2 separate regions of the Mus musculus genome follow, and region 1 is linked to region 2. Evidence: chromatin loops called from intact Hi-C (ENCODE). Cell type or tissue: left cerebral cortex. All regions are shown on one strand. Links, peaks and the distances in the headings refer to the core of each region. The heading gives the core; the rest is flanking DNA.

Evidence for each region. Peaks named below come from ENCODE experiments on the same cell type or tissue, not always from the same donor. Only the 100,000 strongest peaks of a DNase experiment are listed, where the experiment ranks them.
Region 1: a loop joins it to region 2, with 4 times the contacts of the local background. A loop is called at or near these places in 3 of 42 quality-filtered maps.

What each region holds. Positions count from the first base shown.
Region 1 is chr3:124,600,208-124,612,607 of GRCm38, reverse strand. No RefSeq gene overlaps it. Among named protein-coding and RNA genes, the nearest start is that of 1700003H04Rik, 25 kb to the right of the region's middle. In left cerebral cortex, for the core only: a CTCF peak has its summit at 6,905; no DNase peak of the experiment used is centred there.
Region 2 is chr3:125,398,031-125,410,430 of GRCm38, reverse strand. It overlaps Ndst4 (N-deacetylase/N-sulfotransferase (heparin glucosaminyl) 4), which reads right to left and starts at 6,340. Exons shown (of 14, transcript NM_022565.2): 1 at 5,924-6,340. In left cerebral cortex, for the core only: no CTCF peak of the experiment used is centred there; DNase peaks (open chromatin) are centred at 3,798 and 6,285; H3K4me3 peaks cover 1,128 bases.

The DNA.
Region 1 (12,400 bases), core at 1,910-9,909, 800 kb after region 2:
TAAGTCATTCTTAGATGCATAAAAAATTCAAGAACAATCCAGGACAAACTATGAAAACTTGTTTGAATACACTGTCAGAAAACACAAACAAACAAAACAACAAACAAACAAACAAAAAACACACAACCATCACCCCTACCAGAGTTGTACAATTTGTCTTATTTAGAGTTTTAGTCCTGTGAACAGACATTATGAACAAGACAAGTCTTATAAAGGACAATGTTTAATTGCAGCTGGCTTACAGGTTCAAAGGTTCAGTCCATTATCATCAAGGTGGGAGTATGACAGTATCTAGGCAGTCATAGTGTAGAAGGAGCTGAGTCAGAGTTCTACATCTTCATCCAGAGGTTGCTAGGGAGTGGAAGACCCGCTTCTAGAAAGATGATAGAACAAGGGTCTTAAAACCCAAGCCCCCAGTGACACACTCTAAAAAGGCCACACCTGTTCCAACAAGGCTACACCTCCAAATAGTGCCACTCCCTGGCTAGGCATATACAAACCATCACACATTTTTTAGTATATTTTTAATTGTATTTGCAAATAACTATTTTGAAATTCAAAATTTGCAAATTTGAAAATTGCTACTAGGGATAAAGTTAGAGCATGAATAAGTAGGTTGATTTCTATATAAAAACTTCTAAATGTACAGCATATTTATTCTTAGATTTTCCATATGTATCCAATTATTGAGATTTCCAATCTTCTATAGATTAATAGAAAACTTCCCCTTTACTTTATTATTTGCTTTAGCATCTTTAATTCAATTTTTCCTGAGAATACATAGTAATATGAAAGTGATTTTTAACAATATAGTTGTTCTACAATAACATGTAATATTCCACTTATAACTAAGAATATAATTTTTTAAGTAGTAGACTAAAGAAATATTGCCATTGAATTAAGAAACTACCTGATATCTATAAGATAAGCAATATCATAAAAGCCATTTATTAGTGTACAATGTACATGTACAATTCAACAATCTATTACTAACATTTTGTGGGATGGAATAGATAGTTTTCGAATGCCATGGATTTAGGTATTATTTAGGGATAAGTTGATCTCTTTACTTTTGGCCATTATATTAAAATTTTTATTTTTGCTTTGTTTTGTTTATGTTTTGTATCTGTTTTTGAAAAATACACTTCTCAGGTGCTACTAAACTATGTATACTTACACATAAATGTCTCTCTTTAATAAGAGCAACAAAAATAATAAAATACATGCTGCCAAGATGGCTCAGTGGGAAAGAATCCTAGCTATAAATATGAAGAGCTAAGTTCATATTCTAAAACTCATTTTAAAAAAAGTTTGACATGATAAGGTAAGTATATTCCCCTTACTTCTATGGAAAGATGTGATGATCAAAGGGAGGATATTGGAAACCTTAGGCCATATAGACTAATGTATACAGAGAAAACAACAAAGAGAGTATACATTAAAATAGGTTAAAGGTGTCTCTTCATACACACACACACACACACACATACACACCTTGGCATAAATTGCACACATGTACTCATAGGAATGTGCAGGTAAATATGCATGTATATTCTTATGTGTGTGCACTGTAATTCACATAGAAAGATAAGTAAAAAGATAAATACAATTAAAACTGTAGTTTTATCATCCAATAAAGTTTATAAAATATTAAAATTTTACATGCACTCAACACAAACATTTGCATATGCAGCAAAATTTTTGAACTGCTCTATATGTTGTGATTATATCTTAGGGCAGTTGAACAAAAAAGAGAATTTAAAAATTTTTAATTTAATAATTTTATACTTATATAGATGCCAAGTCGAGCCATTCAGAAGGGATGGCATGACACAGTTTCCTCCTGCACCTGGAGCAGAGCTAGCAGAGCATGAGTCTCCATGAGTGATGATGGTTTCTAGGCATCAGGCATGTTTGTATAACAGTGTACATAATTTACTTTATTTTCCTCCTTTGGGAAATATTGTCCCCACCAAAGTTATCAGGGGATGTTTCCCTGACAAGGTTAAAGACTCCATGATAATTAGAAGCAGCTTGAATCCGGGCAGGGGAGGGTGTGTCTCAGCAAAATGGTAAATGCTGTGACCTTCAGGACAACCTGTAAAGCTGTGGGAAAGAACTCTGAAAAAAAAAATGAGTTCAAGAATGTGTAATTTCTGAACTATGCAAAAATATAAAGATGCAATATGAATTTTATGAGGGGCTTCATGGATCTAAAAGAACAGAAGCACTTGTACTATGAGCCAGCTTCTCAAAAAGATATTAAGGAAAGACATAAAGAGATTTGAGGAGTGGTAATCACAGGGAAAGATCCTACACTGCTTATTGTTTGTGCTTATAAAGGCAGGCAGATTCCTGAATTCAAGAGACAGAACTAGTTTATGCCCAGATAGGGTGAGAATGGTGATCTCAGAGCCAGATCCTACCCAGTTAGCTTATTGTCTGTGCTTATAAAAGGAGGCAGACCTCTGAAGTCATTGCTATGTTAATGTACTTGTTATCTTTTCTAAGAATCAAGGGGCTAAATTTACAAAATGCTGATTCATGGGACAATCAAAGGGGAACTTGGGTGGAGAATTGAATTGATATGCAAAAAAAAAAAGACTGGGCTTTGGTCTTCAAGAGCTGAGCTGTCTGGAGATCTCTGGAGAGCTGTCTCAAAAACACAGGTTGTCAGCTTGTATCTATGACTGAGTTCTAGTGGTTCTTTCACCATTGCCAAACACCCCTTCTTCAAAGTATTTAGCCTTGGTTTATATTCCTTACTCTAGAATCCTGTATTGTCTCACAAATTGGACTTTTTGTTACAAAAGCTAAAATAGAGATCTCAAACAAACCTTAAAAAAAACTTAAATAAGGAGCAATTAAATGAATTTTTTTAAAAGTACTTATTTAGGCTGTTAAGAAGTGAAACCAAAAAGATAAATTTCAGAGAGGCTGTCACAGTGTTTGGATGTTACAGATTTGAAGTTCAATTTTAAAGGTGAAAAAAAAGAGGAAAAAAATGTAACATTTGTTTGTGTAGATTCACTTAGGTGATGGAAATGAGACAAAGACTATTTTCTAACAAAAAGACTGTTCAATTTAAAGAATGTATATGAAGAAGCTTTTGAACAGGCAGACAGAAAAGAAAAGATAGCTTAAGAAAAGAAAAGGAATCAGAGTGGAGGATGCCCATTGTTGCATGCACTCACATTGGGCTGTTGTCTTTCCATGAAAATCATATCCAGAGGTTAGGCACAGCCCCCGTTTGAGAGATGGGGGACACCCACCCATCTCAAAATTATTAACCCAGAATTGCTCCTGTCAAAAGGAAATACAGGGACAAAGAGTGAAGCAGAGACTGAAGGAAAGGTTATTCAGAGACTGCCCCACCTGGGATCCATCCCATATACAGACACCAAATCCAGACACTATCACTGATGCCAAGAAGTGCTTGCTGACAGAAGCCTGATGTAGCTGTCTCCTGAGAGGCTCTGCTAAAGTCTAACAAATACAGGGGTGGATGCTTAAAGCCAACCATTGGACTGATCACGGGGTTTGCAATGGAGGAATTAGAGAAAGGACTAAAGAACCTGAAGGGGTTTGCAATTCCATAGGAAGAACAACAATATCAACCAACCAACCAACCAACCCCCCCCCCCAGAGCTCCCAAGGACTAAACCACCATCCAAAGAGTACACATGGAGGGATCCATGGCTCCAGCTACATATGTAGTGGAGGATGGCCTTGTTAGACATCCATGGGAGGAGGGGCCCTTGGTCCTGTGAATGCTCTATGACCCAGTCATAGGGGAATGCTAGGGTGGTGAGACTGGAGTGGGTAGATGGGTGGGGGAGCACCCTCATAGAAGCAAGGAGAAGGTGGGGTGTGATAGGAGCATTGTAGTGGGGAACCTGGGAATGGGGATAACATTTGAAATGTAAATAAATAAAATAATCAGTAAATAAAAAAGAAAAGAAAATCAGTGTTCTAAGCAAGTAAACTGCAGATGTGCTTGCTCAAGTTTATTTGGAATCCTACCCTGTTTTATTCTCTGGATTTAATATTGGCAGTTGACTCAGTCTGCCTAAGTTCAAGGAATATTTAAGAAAGAAGAATCAGTTACTGTAACCATGAGAAGTTGTTTAGCAATGACTAAAAATTACCTGTGAAAGTGAAGTCTCAGAGTTTTGAAGGCACAATTAAGTTCCTAGAGGAAAGGAGGGAGTCTAAGTAGGGAAAGTGTGATGATTTAATTTAATATTAACCTTAGCAATTTAAATTTCATTAATTCACGATGTTCTCACATTTAATTCACACAGGTACAATTTTCAATATAAAATGCAATAGCAGGTTTTACAATTAACATGTAGTCCAGAATACCTACTACAGCATGGTATGTTGTGCCCACCTGTCTCTTGTCATTTCATCTTACCTCAGCTATGATTTTGAAAGTAGCAAATAGTTCTGGCATTTTTAAAGGCCACGATTATCTCACTGAGAACGAGATCATGGTGACTCTCACTTTTACAATAGCTTCAAAAATAATTGCATATCTAAAAATAAACCAAAACATCAGGTGAAAGATCTTTACAGTTTGGATGCAAATGCTTTGTCAATTTTTGTAGAATTAATTTGACTTTTTAAATACTTCTTGAGTTTTATTTTCCAAGTAAATTGGGATTTAAATAGTGATATACAACTTACAGATAATCATCTTTATGAAGGAAGAACAAACTACCAAGTCAGTGTGAATAAAAACATGCTCATTAATTCTCCTAGTATAAACATGACAAACACCTTTGGGTTTCAAGTTATTAGCAAATACTAGCACAATGAAAATGTCAATGCCTGACAAAATACAGAAGATGCCAAAGTGGAATCTAACAACTCAACGGAATAGTTATTGTTCAGTTCCACACCAAACAAAATTTATGTTTTTTAAATTAATGGGTAACTTTTTCAAAGTTTAAGTTATGAGAATATTTGTTTTGAGAGATAAAGCATTTTTAAAATTCTTCAAATTGTCCTTGAAAAACATAAAGACAATTTATTTGGCAGATACTTTTTATGTGTAGCTTTTTAGTCTAGGAATAACTCATTGATGAACCTCATTCACTTAGCGTGAGCAATTTTAATTGGCTATTTGATTTACTCATAGACAGTTGGATGAATGGCATAATATGCTCACAGTATATTTAATCTATTTTAATATTTTACCATCTTTTTGATCCAGTAGCAGAGGGTGAAAATTAGACGACATGCTACCAGAAAGAAAATTATTATTATTATGACCCACCTCTAAATCTTGCTACATACAATAGTGACTTGCCTCTGATAATGGTCCAAATGTTATTAAAAAAAAGAAAAGAAAAGAAAAAAAACACACACACTACTTTTTTGTTGGATCTAAAACCTATTGCATGAGACAGAAACCTTACTTGATACTGTTAAAATGGGCAAGAACCTGAGTTAGATAGATAGGTCCCTTATGAGCTGGGGTTGGGGAAGAGGGTGAACCTAATACCATTATTCTTTTATCCCATGCTGAAAGGTTTTAAAATATCCCAACATCTTCTGAAAACTTTATGATTTCTATGGGTCAAAAGTGTTACTAGAGTTAGTTAGGATCTCTGCTAAATGTGGTACATGGATATATCACAGAAATGGCTGAAGTGATTTCAAATCTGAGGCTTGGCATGCATTCTCTCTAAGCTCTGAAGCAGCTGGAAGGACTCTTATATTTCTGATGATGAGAGCCTCGTGTTCATGTGGGCATTATTTAAGTTGTTTGAGTGTTTTCTCATCTACAGACAAATGAAAATTAGTAGGAAGTTTTCAAGAGTGGTTTTCAGTGGCTTTGGTTCCTAGTATGCAAATTTCATCCAATCACAACCATTTAACCTATTTAAAATAAATAAAACAGACTGAAAGTGAATCTGTGTCTCTTCCATGATCAATAAAAATGTTGTAGGTATGGATTCGGGTCTGGAGGTCACCATCCGAGATTTCCAGTTTCTGTCCCATAGAACAAAGTATTGAACCAGAGACATATAATTAGTGGTAGAAATAAAGACTATTTATTAAGAAAACAGTTCCAAGAAATGAAATGGTCCATAAAGCTGGAAAGATGAAAAGCTCACAGGTCCTGAAGCAGGTATATCCTTACCCTTTTCTGAGTCATTCACAAAGCACCCATCTTTACTGAATTTGTAATCTGTAGGCTTTTGTGTAACTTATTAAGGCCTTTACCTGTAGCCTGGGTGGGGAATGTTTTCAGTCCTTCTCTTTGTCTTAGTTTCTTTCATATGTTAATGATTATGACCCCTGGCTTGGAAGCCCCCATTCACTCTCTACATTTGCAAATGAAAAGTCAAAGATTCATATAATTTAACCATCTCCTTGTTTTTGGTGAAGAAAGCTCTAGTGTTGAAAGTGAGATGCCCTTTAAGAAGGGCCATGTGTCAAGGTGCTTGAGGGAAGCCCATAGCTAAAAGCAAAAGGGGAACTAACTCCATCAGCAACCACATACTCTATACCAGGTTCAGAAGCACAGAAGTTAGGAAAGAACAAATGCTGGAAGCAATTCAAAAAACTAGCTCAAGGTTTTAAAACTTCTGAATTAGCTTATTAGATATGATTACATTTCCAGATATTGACAAATTTTCTTAATTTTTCTTCTTTTTATATCATACACACACATGTGCGCACACACACACACAGATACATATACATTTGTATTGGTAACTTGAAATAACACATTTTGTTTTGTTTAAGAATAAACAATATCAATGATTTAAGATTATAGTATTTTTTTTCAGGATATTGGGAAGGAAATTATCTTCAATATCACATATATCAGAAAGAAGTTAAGGTAAAAGTTTCTTCATACTGAAAGAGGACTAAGATAGACCTACAGTGCCATCTATCTATCTTTAAATTAAATGTTGCTTTTCTATTATTTTATAATGGATTTCTTTCTTTTTAACAAATTTGAAATAATAGTTTACTATGGAAAGTTTTCTCTAACATTCTTAGGAAAATATAAAAATCAATACAATGTAACTTTTAAAAATTATTTTTCCGTTTGTCCTTTTGCAAAGCTGTAATGAGAGCATTTGTAACATACTTTCTTGTATCCGTTAAGGTAATTCTGATGGGTATATCATAAAGATCTTGTGTAAAGGTGCCTGTTGAAATTCATGTATCATGGTTTTCTGTGTCAGTGTTTTTTTTTTTTTTTAACCTTTCAGAAAAGCTAAAATGTCTCATGATAGCTAAATCAGGAGGAGGAAAGCATAGTGTGGATGTTTTAAAGGTGGGCAGGGCCGCTTGGTCTTCACAGCCTTGAGCCCCTCAACATTACATATAGATTGTGCATGGAAGGCCACGGTGATCCAGTGATTCTGTGGTGAGATATGCTTCACTTCAACCTACTCTTTTGTGTCTTTGCAATGATGAGAAACTTGGCTTGTTTTGTATGACAGCACTGAAACAATGTCTAAAAATTTCAAAAAGTTATAGATATTGGAGAACAAATTTGAAAGTCCCTAAATACCTCACTCCCCATAGGAAAACATGTCAAAATAATTAAATATTATAAATATTTCTTTCAATACTTTCTTCTAAGTCCTACATAGCTTGGATATTCCACTCAGACTTTTCTTCTGCTTTCTATTATTTTATGAAATATTCCTTTATTTCATGTTGTTGAAACTATACTCCAAGGTTTTTTTTTTTTTGATTAAAATTTTACAGAGCAAAGTTTTCATTTCATATGTAACTCATCTCCTGATGACTTATAACATGTATATCAATATTTAACCATTACAAACTTTGCATATTATAAAGTTCTTTACAGATGTCTTTGTTTAATAATTTCTCCTCCAAGTGTAAAATGTTTACTTCCTGTATTTTCTCATTCTGCTCTTGTAAATAATTATGACATTATAAATTGCAATAATTTGCAAGTAAATATATTCCTATTCTATAATGTTCATGCTTCGAGTATAATTTCACTATTGTATCATTGTAAGTGATGTGTTTATAAAAAGATAAAGAGTGGAAGGGATATGTTCTATGGAAGTGGGGTGAGGGATGAGAGAAGGGGTCCCTCAGTGGGCCCATGCCAAGGGATCCCTTCCCCTTGAGGGACCAGCCAGAGAATGAGACTGTATACTATAGAATAGAGTTTATTCAAGAGGGTAGTAGAGGCAGAGATTGAGAGAGAGAGAGAGAGAGAGGTAGAGGAGTAGAGTCCATGAGCACATGGAACCGGATGGGGGTGAGGGAATGGGGAGAGAGAGGGGAAGGGAAGCTGAGAAAGAGCAAGGAAAGAAGAGGAACAGGAGAGAAGGAGGGGGTAAGCAGCCGCTTCTATAGTGGGTCAGGCACACCTGGCTGTTGCCAGGTAACTGTGGGGTGGAGCTTAGACAGAATGATAACAATAAGCTTCAGATTTCTTTTTATATTTAAATTTTTATGTAACTATTGTTTATACTATTAAATTAAAAGTACACTGGGTCATCATCATCTCAAATTAGAAAACTAAAAATATTATCTATGATGAAATTTGACTATTATTAGTTTTGCCCATTTATTTACTCATGCTTTATTATTCATTTATTAAAATTTGCTGGCAAATTATTATTCTTTCATGTCAAAACAGAGACAAAATGGACTTAAAGTTTATGTTCTTTGGGACAACCAAATATTTATTATTTGAAAAACAATTATATCATAAAACATTTAATACTTTTATAAGCATACAAAATGGATTTTGTAATAAATACTTATCACAACTTTTGAAATTCACAGATTTTTTAAAAAGATAATAAAATTTAAAACAATGTGATTACAGTACAATATCTTTACATTTTTTCAATGTGCTACGGATATGACTAAAGTCAATTTTTAAATGGCACATTTGTTAACCCAGTTGTGAAGGTTACTTACAGAATTCAATCATGTCTGTGGAATGGAAAAAATAAAATATATGCACAGCAAATGAAGTTGTGAAGGTATTAGCTTTAAGTTATACCAATGGTTTTAGACATTGGAAACAACAGGATGAACTTTTACAGTGAAGTAAAAAAGCCAAGTCATATTCCAAATGGTTTTCCTTGGCTCCTAATGAGTTGACAGATGTTACCAGCACTACTCATTTGAGTCTATTTAAGAAGTCAGTGCTGAATTGGTAATGATTGAATAATTAGCTTCTGTGAAAAGCCTGCAGGAACATCCACAAATAACAATATTTTCAAGGAGCATGAGAAAAACACAAATTTAGTACAAGCTGAGGTAGAATTTGCTAAGTTCTCTCACAGGAGAACACTAGGTTTGGAACACACACACACAAAAGCTTAATTTGATGTCCCTCTTAATAAAAAGGTTCTACCGATCCCTCTGGAGCAAGATCCAGTCCCTTTAGAGCAGGCTCCAACCCATCTAGATCAGGCTCCTGGACTCAGGGGATGTCAGGCACTCTGTGACGGTTTGTATATCCTTGGACCAGGGAGTGGCACCATCTGGAGGTGTGGCCTTGTTGGAATAGGTGTGACCTGGTTGGAATGGGTGTGTCACTGTGGGTGTGGGCATAAGATCCTCACCCTAGTTGCCTGGAAGTCAGTCTTCCACTATCAGCCTTTGGATGAAGACATAGAACTCTCAGCTTCTCCTGCGCCATGCCTGCCTGGATACTGCCATGCTCCCACCTTGATGATAATGGACTGAACCTCTGAACCTGTAAGCCAGCCCCAATTAAATGTTGTTTTTTATAAGACTTCCCTTGGTCATGGTGTCTGTTCACAGCAGTAAAACCCCAACTAAGACACACTCTAAATCTCTATTGTAATCTCTACACACATTTTTTTTTTATCTAACAGATCTTCTCCACTGTTATCTCCTTTGAAACTTGTAACTCCATTAATTCTTGAATTCAGCATCCAATTATCTTGCTCAAGCAATGTTTGTTATCAATCAAAATGTTCCTGTGCCCTTCATACTTAATTTTCATTGTTTCTTAATTGCCTTCAGTTTTTCATTATCCCACTGAGGGCACCGATGCTGCTTAACAGCAACCAGCCAGTTCAATTGCCCTTGTGTACACTGTTCAAGTTTCAAACGTCTCTCTTACTGAAAAGTACAGAACAGCTCCTCCTCTGAAAAACTCTTCCGAATCACTGAGTGAACGTTCTCACAAGAGAGACATCTGAGACTCTTGGATGTCTTACCTCTTGCCTGATCTGGGTCTACCTTGCCAGAGATCAATCCATCCCTGAAACCAGTTGAATGTAGATGCTAATACCCAATTTGAAGCTAGAGTTTCATTGGCGTGATCATAATATTCGAGGAAAGTATGTGGAAGCAAGATAAACCATGAAATAACTGGGAGGCAAACATGAAAGGGAATGAAAAGAAGCAGGGATGAAGAGACACTGCTCATGCTGAAATGCAGGTTATTTTTAATTAATTGTTTTTATTTTTAATATATTTGTTTATATTGTTATTTGGGGCTAGTACATTTTTTTTAGAAAAAAAAAAATTAAGTTACGTACTTTACATCTTGATCACAGCTTCCATTCCTTCTCACCTACCTCACCCATCCACTATTCTGAGGCCTTCTACCTCAGAAAACAAGCGGACTCTCATGAATATCAACCAGCCTTTGCATGTTAAGTTGAAGTAAGACTTGGCACATTTTCTACTGAGGCAAAACAAGGCAGCCCAGTTAGGGGAAAGGGATCCAAAGGCAGGCAACAGAGTCAGAGACAGCTTGAGTGTTAGGAGTCCCACCTGAAGACTAAGCTGTACAACTGCTCCATATGAGCAGAGGGCCTAGGTCCATCCCATGCATGCCTACCTGCTGGTGATTCAGTCTGTGACCACCAATGGACCGATGGACCCAGGTTAGTTGATTTTATACTTTTCTTGTGGTGTCCTTGAATTCTCTATCTCCTTCAATCCCTTGTCTTCCTCATCAACAGGATTCTCCAAGCTCTGCCTAATACTTGACTGTAGGTCTCTATATCTTTTTCCATCAGTGGTTGGGTAAAGACTCTGATGAAAATTATGCTAGGTTCCTGTTTCCAAATATAGAAGAATATCATTAATGTTTCAGAAATGTGTCTTAGTTAGGGTTTTACTACTGTGAAGAAACACCATGACCAAGGCAACTCCTATAAGGACAACATTTATTTGGGGCTGGCTTCCATGGTCAGAGGTTCAGTCCATTATAATCAAGTTGCAAACATGGCAGCATTCAGGTAGGCGTGGAGCAGGAGGAGCTGAGAGTTCTACATCTTCATCTGAAGGTATAAGCAGAATACTGACTTCCAGGCACCTAGGGTCTTAAAGCCCACACCCACAGTGACACATACCTAATTCTAACAGGGCTATATCTTCTAATAGTGCCACTTCCTGGACTGAGCTTATACAAACCATCACAGAATGGCATCCCTCCTTTGCACATCAAGTTGGTTCAGTCACTAGTGGGCCATTCTGTCAATTTCTGCTTCGCCTTTACCCTGCATATCTTGTAGGCAGAATAAATTGTGGGTCAAAGGTTTTGTGTCTGGATTGGTACTCTAATCTCTCCATTAGAAGTTTTACCTAGTTACAGGAGATGGCCATCATTTCAAGTTCCATAGTCCTCATTGCTAGAAGTCTTACATGGGAATTTCCATTTTCCTAAGTTTCTAGCTTTTTTAGAGATGCCTCCTTCTGATTCCTTTTATCTTTCCCAGGAATCTCTGCCTCTGTTTGCCCCCATTGATCTCTCCTGTCCCTGTCTCTACCTGGAATCCCTAGTCAGCTGTTCTGTCCCAATCTGCCTACCAAGTGAACTGATTCAATCTGACGTCTCTCAGCTTCTCACTGAGTTTCTCTGCTTGGCCTCAAACTCTGACAATCTGTTCTAATCGTCTAGCTCCTTTTCATTCTCTGGCTCATTCTGTCTTCACTTGTGTCTAGCTTGTTCTCTCTGCAACCTGTCTCTAGAAAACTGTCCCTGTAAAACCTCCCTCTGAATTCCATGATCTGAACTCCCATGAACTCCACTCTATTGCATTGCCTCTCAACTCACTGAGTCAAACAAACTGAAGGACTAGAACTCAGAGATCTGCATGCCTCTGTCTCTTCAGTGTTGGGCATAAAGACATGTACCACCACACCTTTATATTCGCTTTTCTTTACCAGAAACATGCTCTATATCAGTCTGGTTTTGAACTCAGAGATCTCCTTGCCTCCATCTCCTGGAACTAAAGCTGTGTCTGTATTCCAGCTAGATCACACAGACCCAGAAGGACTTTGGATATGATCCCTTGCCAGAGCAGCCATGTTACTAGATTAAAGTCCCTCTACACTCACCACTAATCAAAGTAGCCTCTTTTTAAAAGCAAGTGGCAAGCACAGAAGTGGA
Region 2 (12,400 bases), core at 2,468-10,467:
GCTGAAGTTACTTTGTAGTTGGAGAAAGTAATGTATATTTTTACATATTCAGTAATTATATTATATGGAGAATTCTTTAGGACCAGCACTTGTTAGCTGTGTGATGGTTTTAGAATCTTGGTTCATACTCCCACTAATACATGAATATAGGTTAGGAAGTGGGCTCTTCTACTGCCTAGGTTTCAATAGTATCATTAGCTTTCAGTATATACACATGGTGAATGATCTAAGATAATTTATGTTGATATTATTTTTAAGTGCTTAGAACTGAGAAGTATAGAGGGAAAAAATGAAAACTCTATTTTGTAAAACTTTATATTACTTTTCTCCAAAAAAGTGTCACCAAAAGTGTGACTTAACTTAAATCATTCCCTGCAGCTCCAGAGAACTGAGGAGATAACCAATGGTCAGATACATACTCCAGACTTTTATTTTGCATATATTAAGAAATTTCTAGCAACAATCACATTTTTATTTAATTTTTGCTATGAGAAAAACTATCATGCCATTGAGTTCAGCATTCAAAATTTCACCGGATTGTTTACTGAGGGATAGTTTCTCAGAAGGATATTCACTAACCAGTCATATTTATAATTCTCATGTGTAGCTCTGATCCCCTTTTTCACTTATTCATCCTTAGAGGATTCATGCTCATGTCTCTTTTTTCCAACCAGAGTATGATCCTCATGAGAATGGTCTTCATCTTTCCTAGCATCTATCACATAATAAAGAAAATAATATTTATTATCATTATCATTAGGAACATGAGCATGTAATCATTAAAGCCTTTTTCTCGGTGGAAATGAGAAATAGAGTAATTTAAGTCTTAAATTGACTTCAACTTCAATTGGTCAATTGTCGCATCATTTTCATCATTATGTCATTCTGAGGAAAGCTTCTTTAGAAATTGCAATCTGAAGAACCACGTGCTTTCAATGAATTAATAAGTATCATTTACAAGTCGATATTTGTGTTTTACTCCACCTTTTAGAATAAGTGAACTCTTACTTGGAGTGACATGAAATTTAGGGAGAGACGGTTTGAGAAGCAGATCAGATTTAAATCCTGATTCTAATTATTCACTTGCACTTTAGAGTAATGAACAGAATTAGGACTTTTATATGCATTTGTAGGAGCATATGCACCGCCGCATCTGTTTCCTCTCCTTGTATTAATCTTTAGTGTTGCTATATTTATTTCTGAGGTTTAAATGATTTTTTAATGTAGGCGTGAAACCCTATTCAGTGCCTCAAGAACTCTTTAGAAAAGTCTGATGAAATATGACAAATTTTTGTGGATCAGCAGTCTACAGTTGCATTTCTGATTCAGGAATGGAGTTAAGCCAAACCATCTAAATGTGTACAATATCTGTCCTTCCCGTCTTCTTCTCTCATTAGCATGGCATCTGGCCTTTGGGCTGCATGCAGTTGTTATTATTTTTAAACTACTAAATATATAAATTATTAATATGGTGTTCAAATAGCAATTTTAATGAGTATTTACTTTTATAATTTTATTTTTAACTCTATAGTGTATTTTGGTGTTGAAAAAAAAATGTTGCTGCCCATGAAAGAGAGTATTATGCATGGGGATCAAAGCACTCTGTAGAAAGTATTAGAAAAGTAAATTACCTAACAACATAGCAGAAGAATAGCTGTTATCTTGAGAGCTACATTTCTGATGCAAATTTCCCATTTTATCTTCTCTTATTCCTTATTGCTTTAACCAATATTCCCCATACCATTCCCCACTTACTGTGGTCACATTGTGTCTTATATTTGCTGCCATGCTAAATATGAGTAGTTCACTCATCAGCTGTGCACTAAAGTTGTCATGGAAAAAAATGAATGGAGGTGGGGATGGAGAGAGATGAAAGAAGGAAAACTGAGACAGAGAGGAAAGGAAAGTAGGGCGTGACCAAATCAATGCAAATGAAGAAGAAAGGTGAAGTGGAGCACAGGTGGCAGCAGGTGGGGATAGAAAGCATCAGAGGCAGTGTGTGCCTATGTTTACTCCTTGCTTGGACATGTTGTACCTGGTCTGTTACCTTTCATCGCCTATGGGGTTAGAGACAAATGTTATTAAATAATTTTAATGAGGAGAATAGGTAACCTAGCAGTACAGCACTTGACAGTTTATTCATGTAAAAAGTCCTGTGTTTGGACCCCAGCACTTCCACAAAAAGTAAAAAAGAAAATAAATAAATAAATAAATAAATAAATAAATAAATAAATAGGTAGGTAGGTAGGTAGGTAGGTAGGTAGGTAGGTAGGTAGGTAGAAAAGAAAAGCAAAAGCAGTTCCATATTGGGGGGAAAATGTTTGGATTCTTCTAACTTAGGAGCATGAGGTGTTTCTGCTGATATGTATGTGTCTCTTCCTTTGCTAAGTGCTGTTCTCTATATTGAGGTTTTCAAATATTTCAAACAACTGTTCTTATAAAGAGTAAGGTAAGATTTTGGAATAGAAAATTCAATTCTACAACCCAATAGTGATTTTTGGTTAAAAAAAAAAAAAAAACAATAAAACACCCTGGATTCATCAAAGTATTTTCTAGAACATTTGAATACAAGTCATTTTATCCCTTCATGTTTCACAGGCACTTCTTTAAGTTTGAGTAACTAATAATGATTATTCATTTACAGTTCACAAAGTATCTTAAGTAATTCTTTTACAAAATGCTTGTAAGTGCTATATTCGTATAAGCTCATAGCAACATCTAAAAGTAATTATTGACTTGTCACGAGGCAAATTATCTTGTTAAAACCTCTCACTCCTGGATATCTTTAAACTGATATGAAAAGTTACAAGACAAAGGAAAGATATCTATCATGTAATATCTGCAAAACCTTTTGCAGGTAGGAATGTAGAGGAAGTTAGTATTTTTTATCTCAAAACTTTTATTGTCTCAGAATTATTTGTTTTGAAATATCTGATGCTTTAGTGAGTTTGCTATTATTGGATTATCTGATTTTTTTAAGGGAGGGGGAAATCTATAAATTCAGTATTATTACTTAAATATAATTTTGACTAGCCTAAAATGTGATATGATCCGTTAGAAACAGAGTTAAAGGAACCTTGGCAATATATTATCATTAACTGCTCTAGCTGCAGAAGCTTAAGCAGAATGAGTCTAAAGAAGAGGCCACTTAACACTCTGTGTAACAACATAAGCTGAAAGTTCCTAAAGTGTCAAGGAAAGCTTGGCTGACTGTTACATCGTGATGGCTGAAGGCAATGGCATACATCGTGTCTGGCACCTGCCCTGTTTCTCTCACTTTGTGAACTTAAAATAAACAGCAGACAGCATCCCCTTTGGCTTGTTACTTGGGAGGTGCACAATGAAGGAGAGTTTACCTTTTGTTGTCTAGCTACAAGACTATGAAAGGGTTTGGAAGTCCTACTTTTACTTGACTTTTTGGAGTTGGTTGATTGAATAAAACCTTGAAGTTCTTTGTTTTGGCACACGTATATATGGCACTTCTGGTCTTGCTGCCATTCCAAGCTAGTATGTAGAGAAGGCATTTCACCCTTCCTGTACTTTCCAGTACATATTGTGTTTTATAGGGTTTAGGCTATGATTTCATCCCAGCAACCTTTGATAAAGAAGAAATCTTTGTTACTTTACAGTTTTCCCCTAGTCTGGCAATATATTTGCTCCTGAAATATTCCAGTTTGTACAGGTTAGACTTAAAACATAATGCATTATCAATAAATTCCAGCCCACGGGGAGGGTGGGGGGAAGAGTAGGCTTCTGGGTGCATGGCTCTTCAGGCTTGGCTGACAGCCAGGGCTGATAGTCTAGCTTCACTTTATAAGTTTCCCCAGCTGCTTTTTAAATCTGGAGAGGCGGCATCAGCCAGAAAGCTTCTAGTTTGAACACAGTATGCTAAGTGTTTCTCTCTTCTCCCTGAGTAGTTGCTAGTAAATGAAATAGCATGATGGTATTTTATTCTCACTTTTTCAGTAAAAACAAAGTGAGAGGGAATCACAATACATTAAACTTCTCAGCTCAACTCTTGTATGGATTAGAAACATTTATTTAGCATTTAGAAACACTAGGTCTGACATTGAGATCAATTAAGAATTTGAGGTATTTTTCTTTTAAACATATGATCATGGCATGGTAGCATTCTTGGAGGAAGACCGAATCCGTATCAAATAGATATATTAGTTTTCATGCCTGATGAAATCTAAGATACTTGCTTCTCAGGTGAATGTATATACATGCATTCTATATGAACATGCAATTTTTTTTATTTTCAGGAAAAAGCAAAAGAATGATCTAGATTATTATGTACAGATGGCTTTCTCATTGATTTCTTAAAAATAAAATATAATAAAATTATCCAAAGCTTTTCTTTTATAAAAGAGTTACATCAGAATTTTTATCTGTATTTTCCATCAAGGACGACTTTCATGCTATAGATTGCCAGAGAATTCTCTATGGAAAAACAGCAAAAATCATAGTATACTCAAATATCTATTTCTGTCCAGAGATAAACATAAATGACACAGTTACTTTTCTTATTAAACATTCTAATGTTTGGGGGAATGCTGGTTCTCACCATGAGATCCTTCTGGTCAGGGGTCTTATGTTCCTGACTTAAACTTTATTGAAACAAACAAAACAAATTATCCATCACTACCTAAGTTTCTGCTTATAGCTAATTGGCCCAATTCCAGTAAAACAAATTAAAATAGTTGTGATCCGGAAAAATAACAACTCATTAAAATCATTTGGAGAAACTCATTGTCTCTTAGTTTTAGTGAAATTAAAGTAATTTTAGTAACTTCTGTCTTCACCAGCTTCTTCTTATTCCAAAATATACAGGATTTTAACTATGAAACTGACAAGAAAGTGGATAACTAAGCCTGAATGACAGAAATGTATTAATATCTTGCTTCAGCTTAACATTGAAAAGTTCTGCCTCCATGTAAATGAAAACTCCTAGAACAGACGCTGTGAAGGCAGGAAAAGGAGCGTCTGACAGAAAGGATAAACTCATTACACTTTCTCAAAGTTAATTGAGGAGCAGAACACAGTCTACCAAAATAAACAACACACTGCTTCTGAAAAAGTATATCAATTTGTAAATTAGGACAAGTTAAAAGGAAATCAATTTTTAATATTTTTAAACTTTGATTTCTTCTGATATAAGTATTAGAAACACTAAGACCACCTTTAAACATCTCGCATTTTCCAATGTGTTTTGTGTAGGGGGCTTTGGAAGTGTGTGTGTGTATATGTGTGTGCGTGTGTGTGTGTGAATACGGCACTGAGGTGTCGGTGTCCTGCTCACAATCTAGGATATGAATATGACATATATTACCCTGAGATGTTTTCATTTCTAATATGAGCTAGGGGATAGCATCTATTTCCTGATAAACAGCATATGCCAGTGTCGTTCAGTTTCAAATGTGTGTGCCAGCTGTTTCTCTCAAAATTCCATCAAAACAGAGAACACCTATAAATCTTATGTCCCAAGGAGAAGAGTTCTCATCTTGGGCAATTTGCATGCCACATTCTAAGTAATACTTCTTAGGAAACATTTAAACACCAGCCACAGTTATGACTGAAGGCTGAGTTTGCAAAATTAGTAGGTCCAGTAGAAACAGGACAAACCTGTTATCCAGGGAGGTGTTTTGGTGCAAATGTCAGAGTAACTGTTTAAAATTAATCTGCTGTTCAGTTCCCTTTTTACAGCAGGGCAATACATTCTATATACAATGCAAATATAACTTCTACATACTGACAGGTATGTATACACACGCCAGAAAGGGAGATTGAATTTGGCTCTAAAAGTATCTGCTTCTACATAAATCTTTCACAAATAAAACTTTAGTGCGTTTAACTTGTTTATGAAGCTAAGCCACACATACCCCGTCATTGTCAATTTCAACAAATTAGGGCAGTAACTTACCTAGAGAAGCATTTCAATTTTTTTTTCTTTTGCTAACTTGAATTTATCCGAAGTTAGAAAATGAGATATCCAGAATTCAGGTTTACTTGGCTCCACGTTAATTAGCGGAGCTTTCAGTTCGTGCCATCTGCCTCAACAGGATTCTGAGAGCACTCCTCAGCTCCGGTGCCGGTGTCTGGACCCTTCCAGCAGTCTTTTTATTTATACACACATTGTCCTTTTCAAAACAAGCAGCCAGCTGGAATGATTCAGACCTCTGTTCAGCACACCGTTAAAATGCAGCTTCCTTCTCGGACACGAGCCTTACCCCAGGGAGCAGACCGGGTACAGCAAAAAGGCTATGAGAACTATTTAATCACCGGAATACCAGCTGCTCCTGTCTGCTTCTGCCACTGCTGCTGTGCCTCTTGCTTAGCTGGAGTCGGTCTTTCCCTCCCTCCCTCCCTCTCTCCCTCCCTCCCTTTTTCTCTCACATCTCCAGAACTATGAAGGCAGCTCTGCCGGGTTATGATTGGCAGAAACAGCCAATTCCTTCAGCTAATCATCCTCAAGACTTTCAAGGACCTGAAGCTGTTGTGATGTCATCCAGGCAGTGGGATGTTACACATGAACACATTCCAGCAGAAGCTAATTCAGCAGCCGGCAGCCTTCCTCTCACACAACACTGATTGATTGATTAGGTGCCCCTTGAGGATTTGGATAATCGTTCACTGGACAGTTTGAATATTTCCTACATAATCCGAGAATAAGATTTCACTTTGCAGCTATGTCACTGTATCAAGTGGGTTAATAAAAGTTCGTGATGGGGCTTTCTGTTGTGAATATGTGCCAGCCAAAGAGTCTAATTTCAAACAGAACAAAAGCCAGCAATGAGCAATAGAAAACTTGGAGAACTGTCTGTGAGCTACCAAATCCTGATACTTATAATAGCATAAACATGTGTTATCAGTAAGGACAGATAAATATGTAAAACTATATAATGTTAATTAACAGAGGTAAAATTTGATTCCTATGGGAAACTACATTTCTATTTCTCAAATTTAAAAATTATATATATATATATTCATATATATATTTAAATATAAATATACAAGAAAAAAAATGAAAACTTGTTTCAAGACAGAATAGAGCTGCAGAATACTCTCTAATCTGGTGTGTGTGTCTTCAGTTATAAGCAATACATGTAATATTCGGACAATTTCAGTAAAATCCCGTGACTAGAGAGGGGGGTGGAAGTAGTGGAGAAGCCATTAAAGCTTGGCTTTATGATGTCTGTATCCAGTATTATTGGTGTTAACGTCTGCATAACATTTGTCTGCAAATTGCCTAAATTCTCATGCACAGTGAGTTGAGAAAAAGTTTATGTTTATAAAATCTTCAAGCAGCATTCAGCAACTTCTTACCCGGATGGCAAAGAAGCATTTGAAGGTCAAGACATGTTGACTTAGTGATGCCCATTACAATTGAGAGAGATAAGCATACTGCAGACGTATCTTTTTATCAATAATATAATATTATGAGGAAAATACCATGCCATGGTTCAGTGTTGATTAAAATGCATTTTAAATGCTAATTGAAAATTTCTATCTTTTATAGTTTTACCTGTCTGGTTATGGTGCTGGGAATTGAACCCAGAGCCCTTCAGTTTCTAGTATAGCCTCTGTTACCATACCAGATCCCACCATAGTTTTGCTTTTTTGTTGTTTTGCTTGTTTGTTTTTTAATTTCATTATTTATTTAGCATTTTAAGTTTTTGGAAAATTGCATAATTGAGGAAGAAACATTATTGCAAATTGTTCAACCCATTACAGTCTTGCTGCGTTCCTATTTCAAAGGCCAACAGAAGCAGTGCTATATACAAACGGTTGAACTTGTTGGAATTAAATGGTAGCTCCATGATTCTCACTGCAAAACTATCAAATAGAACCTTGAAGCAGGATCCACAGCCTTGTCAGGGTTATGGCCATGGACAGTGTAGAATCATAACAAAGGAAATAACATGATCAAGTCCATTATTACTCTAGCACCAGCTTTGATATGAAGATACTTAACCATTTTTTAATTGTGAGGACTTTGACAATGGAAGTGTTACAATGTTAGTCAGTTCTAAGACATACCATGGTATTTATTAAATATTAATTATTGAAACACATCCAAAGACAGGAAATTAAAATTCTGTAGTTGAAAAAGAAAAATACCACTTAGCTGACCATTTCTTTTTGATAAAACATAAAATAAATGTTCAAAACAGAGTTAACACACTATGTGTAACTATGAATGAATTTAAAGCCACCAACGTTTTCTTTCTTCTCTTGGAAAAAACTGGAGAAATTAATTGATGAAAATAAAAACATCCCCAAAATAATTTCTATATGAAAATTTTATGTAAATAGCCTTCTTATATTGGTTTCTCCAATTATTACAAAGGAACTTAGTCTCCAAAAGTGTTATCCATTGTTATTTTTTAACTTGCCTCGTTCAGGAAATAAAGATAATAAACATAGACTTTGTGGAGGGAACATGTTGTACAAGACAGAATACATTGAGAAATGATTGGCTAAAGCACTTGTTTGTTTCAATCAAAACCTAAATTCTACAATTGGCTTTAGACATCAGTCAGATATTCCAGCTATTCCATTAGTTTGTAATTAGACACAATATGTAAACATTTGGATCACTACTATAGTTGTGAACAGAAAATAAATGCTCTTAATTTTGTTTTAACACCTTGGTAAAGGCAATCTAAATTTTTTCCTTATTTACTAAGTCTGAATTTAACTTTTCCAACTTTAATTCAATATATTGTGCCAGTGAGGTTTGTAATCCCTCACAGGGTGCCTCTCTAGTTCCTTCAGCAGGATGTATATTCTTTAATCAGCTCAAAATCTCAGTATCACCTTACTATACCTTATATATAACATTCAAATATCTAGTGACAATTCACAAAACAGTAAAGAAAATGTATGTCTTAAGCATCGTTTAGAAATTAAAAACATGAAATTTTGAATTCATTGTTTATTATGTAGTTAAAATGAATAAATATAAACGATAACAGTTCTAATCTATAGCATTCTAATAGTATATTCTTTCTAACATGTTTACATCAATGTCTTTGATATTTGGTTTTGTTTCTGGTAACAGGGTCTCAGCGTGTAGCCCCACCTGGTCTGGAACTTGATATGTAGACCAGAATGTCCATGTTCTGATACTTGATTTCTGGAGTTAAAGATTTATGGTACGACTGGTTCAAAGCCGTTATTCAAAGGGAAGGTCATTAGTTTTGGTATTTGTTTGCTTTGTCGAGTCAATTTATTTGGAGGTAAAATTGAAAGTTAACCACAGAATGTTAGAAGACTTCGTTACAATTGTAGAAAATTAAATGATTCCAAGAGTTTACCTCACATGTTTCTTATGATTATTAAAGATAATGTTAAATTTATGCCTTTAAATAAATCAAATTTTGCAGATACACACCATAATTAGATGTTCATACCCTTTCATAGTTTTGCATTGCTTCTTGTTTTCACTTCTTTTCTTTAATGTTCATCAGAACTAACAATTTCAGGTGAGAAGAAATTATTCAATTTATAGTTCTCTCAGTTTTGACTGAACATGATTAATGTAATCGAAAATTTAACTCAATAAAGTTTATGAATACCAAGAAAACAGTAAAGCAAACAGATTTTAATGGACAACTGAGTCATGTTCATAGCTAAGCATTTTAAGAGAGAATATTTCTAATTGGGATGAGTAACTAATGTAAAAACCCTTTTAAGGGAGGGGAAAAAAACCGCCTCATGTTAGCAATTACTCTAACCAGAACTGCAGTAAGGGTTATGGAGAATTCACACTTCTTCCTTCTCTGTCAAGACATTTTGGGGAAAAACTGAGTACCAAACATATTTACTTTTATTCATATGTGTCCTGTAGCAGACATAGGACTGTGGCACATCTAGAAATCTTTTTAAATGTTGCTAAAAGATGGACATAAACAGGAACTTCAGATTGAGGAGGTATCATGTCAGTTTTACTTCAAGAACATCAGCATGCTAATGCCTTAAACGAGTCATTTGACAATATAAAGCTCTGAAGGCCATGAGGAACCAAACAGCTACAGCAGCCTGATTCCAGTTTGGCCAACAACTGCCTAAAGCCAGAAGATTTTTAATAAATAGCAACTCTTGGTCTAAGTATCATTGAATCACAAGAATATTTGTTGTGGAATAAAATGATCCAAGTGTGTCCTGCGGTAAGGGAAGGGAGCCCAGGAGAAATTACATTTACAATTATTCGCGGGTCTAAGGTTTTCTTCTGAGGCTTCACAAAGGTTCCGAGATTTCATAAGGTACATTAATCAGGCCAAGGTTTCCTTGGGAGTCTGTACCATTGGAGCAGCTTTGAATACAGAAAGTATTCTTTAACTACAGTAGGAAGCTTTACTATATTTCCTACCGGATCTGCATTTCCAAAAATTGATTATGATTTAGTGGCTATTTTGTTTGGAGTTAAACTTCACAAGTCAAGCCACTTTATATTATGTACTTTAAAGTCCTAAATTTTCCAAGTGAGAAAACTACATGGAAGCCAGAATCCTAACATTAGAGTAATAAATTCGATAAAGCCTTGTGTGTCAAACAGGGCATTCTATTTCATCTGTTAGAAAATTCCCTTTAACATAGGTATCCCAGCATCATTTGTTTTCTGTCTGTTCGGGTGCTTTGGGAGCAGGCCTCTCATTTATGAGTTACTCCAGCTAATGTGCTGATCATCATGGGAATCTTCATTTTTACTAAGTCTTAGTAAATCAGGCTTTGGTGAGTAAACTTGAATGTCTCATTCTAAATTATCATCACTCATGAGGAATGCACTAGTTCTTCTGTCTCCCTCAAAGTTGACCTTAGCACAGTGTGATATATGTATGTTGGTGTGGGTATGAATGTGAATGTATATATGTATATGTGTGCATATATGTGGGTTTAATTTGTGTGTGTATATATATATACATATATATATACATATACATATATACACACACACACACTTACATATATACATATATACACACACGTATCTGTTGCATTTATGTGTGCATATGTGTGTGTTTGTATATTTTGTGTTTATATATGTTATATGTATAATGTATGTTTGTGTCTGTTGTCTGTAAACAGGTTTGTGTGTCTGTATATATACAAGCTATATATATATATATATATATATATATACATATGTATGTGTGCAGTTTGAACATCTATGCATACATATGTGTATGTTTATGTATATATATATTGTATGTATATGTGCATATACTGTATGTGCATACAAACATATAAATGTTTATACATATACACATATATAAATATACACACATAGACAAATATACATACATATACAAAAGTATACACACACAACACATGTTCTCATAACTCTAGCATACACATGCATATACACAACCCATATACATACAAACACGTATGTATATGAACATGACAGTATGTATGTGAACATCTATATGTGTCTGAATATATGTGTGCATGTGGTGGTATTTGTAAGTATGTGTGTGTGTATGTGTGGTATATTTATAGTTGTGTGTATGTGTGTGTAGTGTGTGCATGTATCTGTCATGTATGTGTGTTGTATGTGTTTTGTGTATAACTTTGTGGATGTTGTGTGTATGTGTGTATGCATCTATATGTTCAGTGAGTAGGTGTTTATGTGTTGCATGCATGTTAGGGTGATGTGTTGCAATATAGTGAATAATGTTTTTAAAACTAGCTAGCAATGACTTGTATATTCCTTATGCTTGAGAGTTTATACCAGTAAAGTAGTCTAGTGCCCTGTGTCAACAGGCTACAAATACAAGCTTAACGTTATACTGCTATCTCTGTTTGTTAAATTCACACAAATGTGTTTTTGTGTGTGGACACACATGTGTGCATGGGTGGATGCGTGTGTGTGTGTGTGTGTGTGTGTGTGTGTGTGTGTGTATTCACCAGTCATTGTCTGTGCTCTGAGTACAAAAATCATGTCTAACTCTTCCTGTTCTCATGCTATGAAAAGTACCATCATATGGGGTAGGTACTCGCACTTTTCAAACCAAATTGATGAATGGCTGAGTGAATAGAACGTAGCGACCGAAAACTAGAAAATGGAGACAATGGTGTGTTAAGATTTCTCACATGGGAATGTTTATGAATGAAACTTGCTCTGTTTCTGTACTCCAAAAATAGAAATAGCTCATTTCAAATAGAAAATGCGAACGTGAGAGGAAAGTGCGTTTCCATAGAGAGAGCACACAGATTACATTTCCATTTCAGAACCTATGTCATTTTATTCTACCTAATACTCAGGAGTAAAATAATTTGCTAGGAAAAAGTCTCCATTTATTTTCATAATTTAAAAGTGTTTTATAAACAAAGTTAGGCAGAAAAAGCCCTGAAATGTGCAGGTGTTCTTCTGTGTGAAGGATTCATCTTCTGA